3 separate regions of the Homo sapiens genome follow, and all the other regions are linked to region 1. Evidence: chromatin contacts called from ENCODE Hi-C or POLR2A ChIA-PET data. All regions are on one chromosome and are shown on one strand. Each heading gives the region's core, a stretch centred on a gene start or an enhancer-like site at or near the end of the contact. The rest is flanking DNA. Distances are from core to core; before and after follow the strand shown.

Region 1 (2,700 bases), core at 151-2,650:
GTGGTGCACACCTGTGGTCCCAGCTACTTGGGAGGCTGAGGCAGGAGTATCACTTGAACCCAGGAGGCGGAGGCTGCAGTGAGCTGAGATGGGGCCACTGCACTCCAGCCTGGGTGATAGAGTGAGACTTGGTCTCATGAAAAAAAAAAAAATCAGTCCTTTTTTTAATGCTGAGTTGTATTCCATTGTATGAATATATCATATCCTCTCACCAGTTGATGAATGTTCATATCATTTCCAGTTTGGAGCTATTATAAAAATAACTGCTTAAGTCTGTATTTTTTAAACAAACATCCAGCTAATTCTGATGCAGGTGGACCACATGTTGAGAAACACTGCTCTAACACAGAGAATTGAAGCTTATTGCCCAAAGCCACATAACCAAGAAGGCTTTGACGCCAGAGCGTGGATTCAAGAGCCCATGCTTTTCCTACTTGGACAGTAGATGTCAGAAGGAGGGCCTTGAAGATAAGACATATGTTTCAGTTGTCAATTGAAGCATAACAAAATAACCAAACTTTGGTTTCAACATCAATGATTTCTTAAGATTCTGTCGTCCTGGCCGGGTGATTCTGTGGCAGGCCAGGTCTCACTAACAACTCTTTCAGTACTGACTGAGTGGTTAAGTTAAATATTAAAAGCCAGTGCCCTTATACGAAGGCTGGGATGTAACAAAAGCCCAGCAAGAGTTTTGCCTAGGCCTTTTCTGGGCCTTAAGGCGTGACAAAATAACAAAGGAATTCTTAACAGGACCCGTTTGGGATTAAACAAGTTTTATTGTGGGTCTGAAGAAACTCCCCAGATCTCCACAAACAAGTTTACTGGAGGCCTGAAGGAACTCCCCAAACCTCCATGATTTAGCAGGAGACAAGATAAGGGTAATCACCCCAGCACCTGGACCCATTTAGATTAAGTAAATGTACTGAGGCTCCAGAGGAAGGTTTTCAGGACTCAGATCATAGTTGTAGATTAAAAGAAGTTAATCACTTATGTCTTTAGATGAATGCGCACTTACACATAGACATATAGTTTAGAAGGTATATAAGCTCTGGAAAACTTTGTAATTTTGAGTTGGTCTGGAAATAATTTCCAGGCCTTCTCTCTGTAACTGGTTACAGAAGTAAAAGCTCTCTTCTTCCCCAGTTCATCTGCATCTCATTATTGGGCCATGAGAAATAGCAGCCCAACCCTCAGATTGGTCCAGGAACTGTTCTTTTTTTAGTCTTACCTGGGCTGTCTCATGTCACTACGTTCAGCAGCCAGGTCCACTGGATGCTGGGTGAAGCTGGGATGGCCGGGGCAGCAGGACCTTTCTTTCCATGATCTTTCATTCTTAAGGAGTCTAGACCAGCCTTCCCTTCATGGCAGTGGCAGTATTCCAAGAAAAAGCTGCAAAGCACAAGTGCTTTTCAAGCCTCCACTTGTGTCACGTTTGCTAACGCCTCCCTGCCAAAACAAGGCACATGGCCAAGCTCAGCTTCAATGTGGGAAGCAACTATCCTAGGGAATGGCATGATTCATTTGGTGCAGGATTCATTTGGAGCCATTAATGTAACAATCTACCATTGCTAGTAAGTTTATGTTTCAGAGGCAATAGGTAACTGGAGAGGGCAGAGCTAGGGAGAGCCAGGGAATTAAGAGGATTAGAGAAAATTTTGGTGGAGCCAGAAAAGGTCAAAAGGGTCTATGTTACCCCTAGTCATCTTTGAAGGAAGGACGTGTTCCCTCTAGTCATCTTTGTGGCCCCCACAGCACTACAGGGGTTTTACATATGGTAGGACCTCAGGAAGTCTTTGCGAAGTTGAATCAAAGTATCAATGATAAGTTGGGGGAGTTTAGGACCTAGAGGAAGGATGGCTAAATGATAACACACTGAAAGGAGCAAGACCCCTTAAAGCGTAGAAGGGTAAGTGCTAACAGAAGAAAAAATTAAAACTGAAATGAAGAGAGACAGATGGGATATAAAATGTAAACAAATGTTTGCTTCACAATTAAACTACGTGCCCACTCTTTCACCAATGTTTGTTTGCTAGATGCTATGCAAGGGACTAGAGCTGTGTTTCTCAAAATGTAGGTCATTAGAACAATGTGGAATACTTAGGTAGAGGGTTAGAAATGGCTGGTGGAGGTGTCCAGTGGATGGGCCTGAGACAGTGCCCCTGGCTCCATTGTCTTCTTATAACCTGTAGAGAGATCCTAGAAGTCATTGCCTGCCCCAGTCAGAGGCAACAGATATGGTCAGTGCTCTAATCATCTCATCTTGCCCTTAGCACTTCAGTGCAGGACAGAATATCGGACTGCCAACCCCTGAATGTTCTCCCTAGGGGCTTTCTCTGGCTACTCCTGCTATAGAGGGAGCAGTCCTCAATCAAAGACTGACAGGAGTTGGTGGAGATTTTAAAACCAAGCCAATTATCCATTATAAATCTGGAAGCAAAGAGTGTTCATTATCCTGCTTAGTCAAATACCAGTTCTGCTGAAAAATGCAAAAGGCTAGAGTCTTGCTCATTAAGGACCAAGTCTTTCCTTGTATTTCTGTAGCTGCCTGATAGATGGGCTCCTGACTTCAATCTTGTTTCCCTTCAACCTATTTTCTGCACTTCTGAGTGACCTTAGAAATGCAAATACATTCATTAAGCTTTGAGGATGGAGATGTTTCATATTCTCCATTGGATCTTCAGTACCTGGTAAGCACTCAGT
Region 2 (2,700 bases), core at 67-2,566, 73 kb before region 1:
AAAAAATGATGAGTTCAGGTCCTTTGTAGGGACATGGATAAAACTGGAAACCATCATTCTGAGCAAACTGTCGCAAGGACAGAAAACCAAACACTGCATGTTCTCACTCATAGGTGGGAATTGAACAATGAGAACACTTGGACACAGAGTGGGGAACTTCACACACCGGGGCCTGTCATGGGGTGGGGGGAATGACGAGTTAATGGGTGCAGCACACCAGCATGGCACACTTATACATATATAACCAGCACGTTGTGCACATGTACCCTAGAACTTAAAGTATAATTTAAAAAAATACAATAAAATAAAATTTCCCCCATTCAGTATGTTAGCTGTGAGTTTGTCATATACAGCCTTTATTGTGTTGAGGTGTGTTCTTTCTATACCTAACGTAAGAGTTTTTATCATGAGGGGGTTTTGAAATTTAAAAAAATTTTTTTTAGAGATAGGGTCTGACTTTGTTGCCCACGCTGAAGTGCAGTGATACAAGCATAGTTTACTGCAACCTTGAACTCCTGGGCTCAAGCAATCTTTCCGGCCTGGTCTCCCTACAGGTGTTTGCCACCATGCCCGGCTTTTGTATTTTTTGTAGAGATGGCGGTCTCGCTTTGTTGCCCAGGCTGGTCGCCAACTCCTGGGCATGATCATCCTCCTGCCTTGGCTTCCCAAAGTGTTGGGATTCTAGGCATGAGCCACAGTACTTAGCCTCCTGTCCTTATAAAAATTGTTTTCTGGTTGATTCGTGTCTCCTTTTTTTCTTCCCGTCTTATTGTTTGTCATTGCAGTTTGATGGTTTTCTATAGTGATAAGGTTTGATTTTTTTCTCTTTGTCCTTTGTGTATTTGTTCTACCAGTGAGTTTTATACTTTCATGTTTTTTCATGGTAGTGATTATCATTTTTTCATTTCTAGATGTAGGACCTTCTTGAGCATTTCTTGTAAGGCCTGGCTAATAGTAATGAATTTCCTCAGTTTTTGCTTGTCTGGGAAAGACTTCATTTCTGAAGGATAGCTTTTTTGGGTATAGTGTTTTTGGTTGACGTTTTTTTTTTCTTTCAGCATTTTGAATATATCATCTTATTCTCTCATGGTCTATAAGGTTTCTCTGGAGAAATCTGTTTTTAGTGTAATGGGGATTTCCTTGTATTAACTTGATGCCTTTTTCTCTTGCTGTTTTTAGAATTCTCTTTTTATCTTTCACTTTTGACAGTTTAACTATTAATATGCCTTGGGAAGACCCTTTTGGGTTGAATCTATTTTGGAACCTTTGAGCTTCCTAGATCTGTATGTTCATACCTCTTATCAGCCTTGGGAGCTTTTCACCTATTTCATTTGGCAGGCTTTCTGTGCTTCCTTTTTTCTCCTCCTGGAACTTTCATAACATGAACATTTGTTTGCTTAATGATTTCCTGTAAGTCTTGTAGGTGTTCTCATTTCATTTTCATTCTCATTTCTTATTTCTTTGAGTAGGTAATTTTGAAAGACTTATCTTCAAGTTCAGAGATTTGTGTCTTATGCTTGATCATGTCTGCTATTTTAGTTCTATTATATTTATTTCATTCATTGAAGTCTTAAGCTGCAGTATTTTTCTTTTCTTTTTTTTTTTTGCAACTGCAAATTTTAAAATTTATCCAGGAAGCATCAGATCTGGCCCAGTGGGGTGGGGTAGGGGTAGGTGGAGTGGCTCCATCTTCATTTGGCACCATGCTGAAAGGTACAGTAGCCGCTTAAAGCTCGGCTTGAGGATGTTGGGCCACTGGTCTAGGGTGTATCCTCACGGGAAAAGGGGAGTTTTTGCTGCTTGCTCCTGGAGCAAGACACACTCCAGCCATAGTTCTAATTCCAGGATAGTGTAGCGCAGGCCACAGGGAGCTGGGCACGGTGTTGACTCCTTCTCTGTGGGGAGCACAGCTACGTATGTATACTCCAGGCAGCTTAGGCCTATGAGGACTGCAGGGTTCCTCAGTGGTGAGGTCTGTAAGTGTCTAAGGTATTGATAGGGATCGCTAGGATCCTCTTCCTTACCTCCTTGCAGCAGGGAGAAGTCCTTTTGGTTCCCAGCTGATCCTGATTGGGGATTGGGGTGATAGAAGCTTGGCATTTCCTTCTGCTCTCTCTGTGGTCATCTCGAGTTTCTTTTATAAACTCTTCTGATGCACTCTGGCACCCTTCCTCAGTTATTTGTGTTAAAGTCTAGTTGTTTAATTGTTGTTTTGGCCGTCTTTGTGAAGGATTTCTAGCTGGCCATCTTGATCTGAGCACCTTTTCTTTGATGTATTGGTCAGTTGGATATCCTCTTTTATGAAGTCTCCATTCAGATATTTTGCTCATTTTTCTGTCTTTTTCTTATTTAATTGTTGATTCATTGGTATATTCTGGATATGTTAAAGGATTGCACATATGTTATTCCACTCTGACTTGTCTTTTGACACTTTCAGTGTAGTCTTTTGATAAACAATACTTCATAGTTTTAATATCCAATTTATAAATCTTGCCTATCCTTTTACCATGAAGATACATTCTCTGTGAACTTTAAAGTCTTCTGTTTTAAAATATAAACTCTGTGTTACATTTAGCAAACTCATTTGCCATTCTTTTTAAAATAGAATTTGACTGAGAAATAGATACCAAATTTTATCAGGTGGTTTTTCTGGAATAATTAAGCCAGTTAGTTGAATTTTTCCCCCTGCTTATATAATAT
Region 3 (2,700 bases), core at 49-2,548, 120 kb before region 1:
AAAACAAAAATTAGCCAGGCATAGTGGCTCCCGCCTGTGGTCCCAACTACCTGGGAGGCTGAGGCAGGAGGATTACCTGAGCCCACGAGGTCAAGGCTGCAGTGAACCGAGATTGCACCACTGCACTCCAGCCTGAGCAACTGAGCAAGGTCAAGTTTGAGAGCCACCACACTAGACAGGAAGTGGTCATATTTTCTTAGACCTTTAGCATCTACCATAAGCACACAGAGAATGGACTCTGAATGAAAGAGTCTAGAGCTTGAAAGGGAACTGAAATTTAAAAATAAAAAAGTGTGAAATGATGGCTGGGCACGGTGGCTCACGCTTGTAATTTCAGCACTTTGGGAGGCTGAAGCGGGCAGACCACGAGGTCAGGAGACCGAGACCACCCTGGCTAACACGGTGAAACCCCGTCTCTACTATAAATACAAAAAATTAGCTGGGCGTGGTGGCACACGCCTGTAGTCCCAGATACTCAGGAACCTGAGGCAGGAGACTCGCTTGAACCCGGGAGGCGGTGGTTGCAGGGAGCCGAGATCATGCCACTGCACTCCAGCCTTGGCGACAGAGCGAGACTCCATCACACACACACACACACAAAAAGGTGAAATGAGCAGCATAACGTTGGAATGACAGGTGACTATTTCCTGCCAAGATTCCAGTTGCCATCAGGTGGCGCTGTGTCAACAACAAATGCTTTTACCTGAAGCGAGGAGGAAGTTTGGTTGATTTACTCGAATTCAAGCCTCAAATACTACATAACTGAATTTATTTTTTCTTACTCCGTTTGTTTGCAATTGTCCCACTTGTATGAATACATTGATTTTTTTTTCTCACCTGGCCCAGAACAAAGCTGAGTAAATTGATTTCTTAAGGCATGAAGCCTTAGACAAGAAAAGCCGTGGAAGGAGGCTGGTGGCAGCAGACAGCTGGGCAGGTCATGAAGGTCAGGGGAAGGAAATTAGCAATTACCCTTATTTCCATCTTCAGTGAGGAAAACCTGCTCCCCACCAGCACTGCCTGTTGTGAAATTACCCAAGCATTCAAATGAATATGTCATTTCGCGAGGGTGGAGCCATCCTGTAATTTCTGTCATCCAGTTCCCTTTACGGGTTGTTAAATGTCTACGTGAGTAACCCTTGAATGTCGTTGCTCTCACAAACCAAAGTCTGGAAGCCCGAGTCTTTCTTCTGGGTTGAGTACTTTATTCTTCTGAGGTGTGGGAACTGAGGCACAGCAAAGGCCTGAGGCCCCACGGGCAACTCTTTCTCCCCCTCCTCCCTCCCCTCCGCGCAGGGCATCCCCGTGCACAGAACTGATAGAGCTGGCCTGGCTACTGGCAGACTATCAGGCCAGGCCAGAGCTGGAGGCTGAGCTGGTTTCCTCCGGGCAGGACAGAGCTTTCAGGCAGCGACCTCCTAGGAGGAAGGCGGGGGGAGGGTTTGCAGCCTTCCCTACTCTGGGCAGACAGAGGAATGTGGTGGACAGGAAAAAGGGGGAGGAGGCAGGACCTCTACTCTCAGCATAGACCCAGTCTCACTGAAGAGGCACTCTTTAAAGGCATCACAGAGTTTAAGAATAGTGCATGGTAGAAATAACTCTTAATTTCTGAATGACCAAGTATAAATGAAATGGAAGTGCTTAAAAGTAATAAGAGAAAAGCTATATAGTTCCTCTTTTCCTTCCTTGAAAAATCAGGTGCAAAAGTCATCAGGTGCAGGGTCGAGCAAGATAGGCAGCTATGAGTGGGGTGGAGGTGAGCTGTGGTGGCCGGAACCTGACCAGGATCAGAAAGCATACATTCAGGGGCAAGTCCAGGCCAGAGTGTCAGAACCCAATTGTGGTGAGGGGTGTCCCGGCAGAGAGGCAGTCTGCCACAGGGTGTTGGAGTCCCAGTGGGGAGAGAAAGGTATCTCCAAGGACATGTATGTAAATGTACAATATTAAGGATAATGGGAGCAAAGTTTCTCGCTGTTGGAGAAGACAGTTAACAAATCATTCCTGTAATCCCACCACATTAAGAGGCTGAGGCAGAAGGATTGTTTGAGGCCAGGAGTTTGAGACCAGCCTGGTCAACATAGCGAGATCCCGTCTCCACAGAAATTAAGAAAACATTAGCCAGGTGTGGTGGCATGCACCTGTATGCCATCTCAAGGAAAGAGGCTGAGGTGTGAGAATCACTTGAGCCCAGGAGATTGAGGCTGTACTACAGCCTGGGCAACTGAGCAAGACCCCATCTCAAAAAAATAAATTATGGACAGAAAACTAGAATGAAAACTGTGTTAGGTTGGAATGAGAAGTATTGGTATGAAGTCATGGTTTTCAATAAACAAACTAATAAGATCCATATTTTATTACGTATGTAGAGAAATATAAGGGTAAATGCATGTATGATTTTGTGTATGTGTGTACACACATCCTTATATTCCCTACTTCTGTGCCCTGAGAGGGCCTGAGATCAATGATGCCCAATACTGGTTTCTATTTATTTTATTTTTAAAAAATAGAGATGGAGTCAGGCTGGGCATGGTGGCTCATGCCTGTAATCCCAGCACTTTGGGAGGCCAAGGTGGGCAGATCACGAGGTCAGGAGTTCGAGACCAGCCTGGCCAACATGGTGAAACCCCGTCTCTACTAAAAATACAAAAAATTAGCTGGGAGTGCTGGCACGTGCTTGTAATCCCAGCTAATCGGGAGGCT

What was found. A loop is a pair of places that touch in the nucleus more often than their neighbours do. ChIA-PET counts read pairs that join two places held with the same protein, here RNA polymerase II (POLR2A). Pooled maps may share reads with other maps.
Region 2: a loop to region 1 is called in a pooled map, with 4 times the contacts of the local background. The contact joins two enhancer-like sites. A Hi-C loop is called at or near these places in 1 of 168 maps with a recorded cell type or tissue (ascending aorta), 4 of 37 single-sample maps with no recorded cell type and 3 of 50 pooled maps. POLR2A ChIA-PET finds 5 or more read pairs at or near these places in 3 of 52 experiments (GM10248 and activated T-cell).
Region 3: a loop to region 1 is called in a map with no recorded cell type, with 11 times the contacts of the local background. The contact joins two enhancer-like sites. A Hi-C loop is called at or near these places in 2 of 168 maps with a recorded cell type or tissue (endothelial cell of hepatic sinusoid and psoas muscle), 5 of 37 single-sample maps with no recorded cell type and 5 of 50 pooled maps. POLR2A ChIA-PET finds 5 or more read pairs at or near these places in 1 of 52 experiments (activated B cell).

Annotation. Positions count from the first base shown.
Region 1 is chr9:4,886,356-4,889,055 of GRCh38, forward strand. No RefSeq gene overlaps it. Among named protein-coding and RNA genes, the nearest start is that of MIR101-2, 37 kb to the left of the region's middle. Within about 2 kb of position 1,401, at least 2 of the 41 ENCODE cell types and tissues checked have a DNase peak (open chromatin) inside an H3K27ac peak, as active enhancers do.
Region 2 is chr9:4,813,860-4,816,559 of GRCh38, forward strand. All of the region lies in intron 1 of RCL1 (RNA terminal phosphate cyclase like 1), which reads left to right. Among named protein-coding and RNA genes, the nearest start is that of RCL1, 22 kb to the left of the region's middle. RefSeq lists an enhancer at 1,722-1,871. Within about 2 kb of position 1,317, at least 3 of the 41 ENCODE cell types and tissues checked have a DNase peak (open chromatin) inside an H3K27ac peak, as active enhancers do.
Region 3 is chr9:4,762,053-4,764,752 of GRCh38, forward strand. No RefSeq gene overlaps it. Among named protein-coding and RNA genes, the nearest start is that of AK3, 22 kb to the left of the region's middle. RefSeq lists an enhancer at 877-1,815. Within about 2 kb of position 1,299, at least 21 of the 41 ENCODE cell types and tissues checked have a DNase peak (open chromatin) inside an H3K27ac peak, as active enhancers do.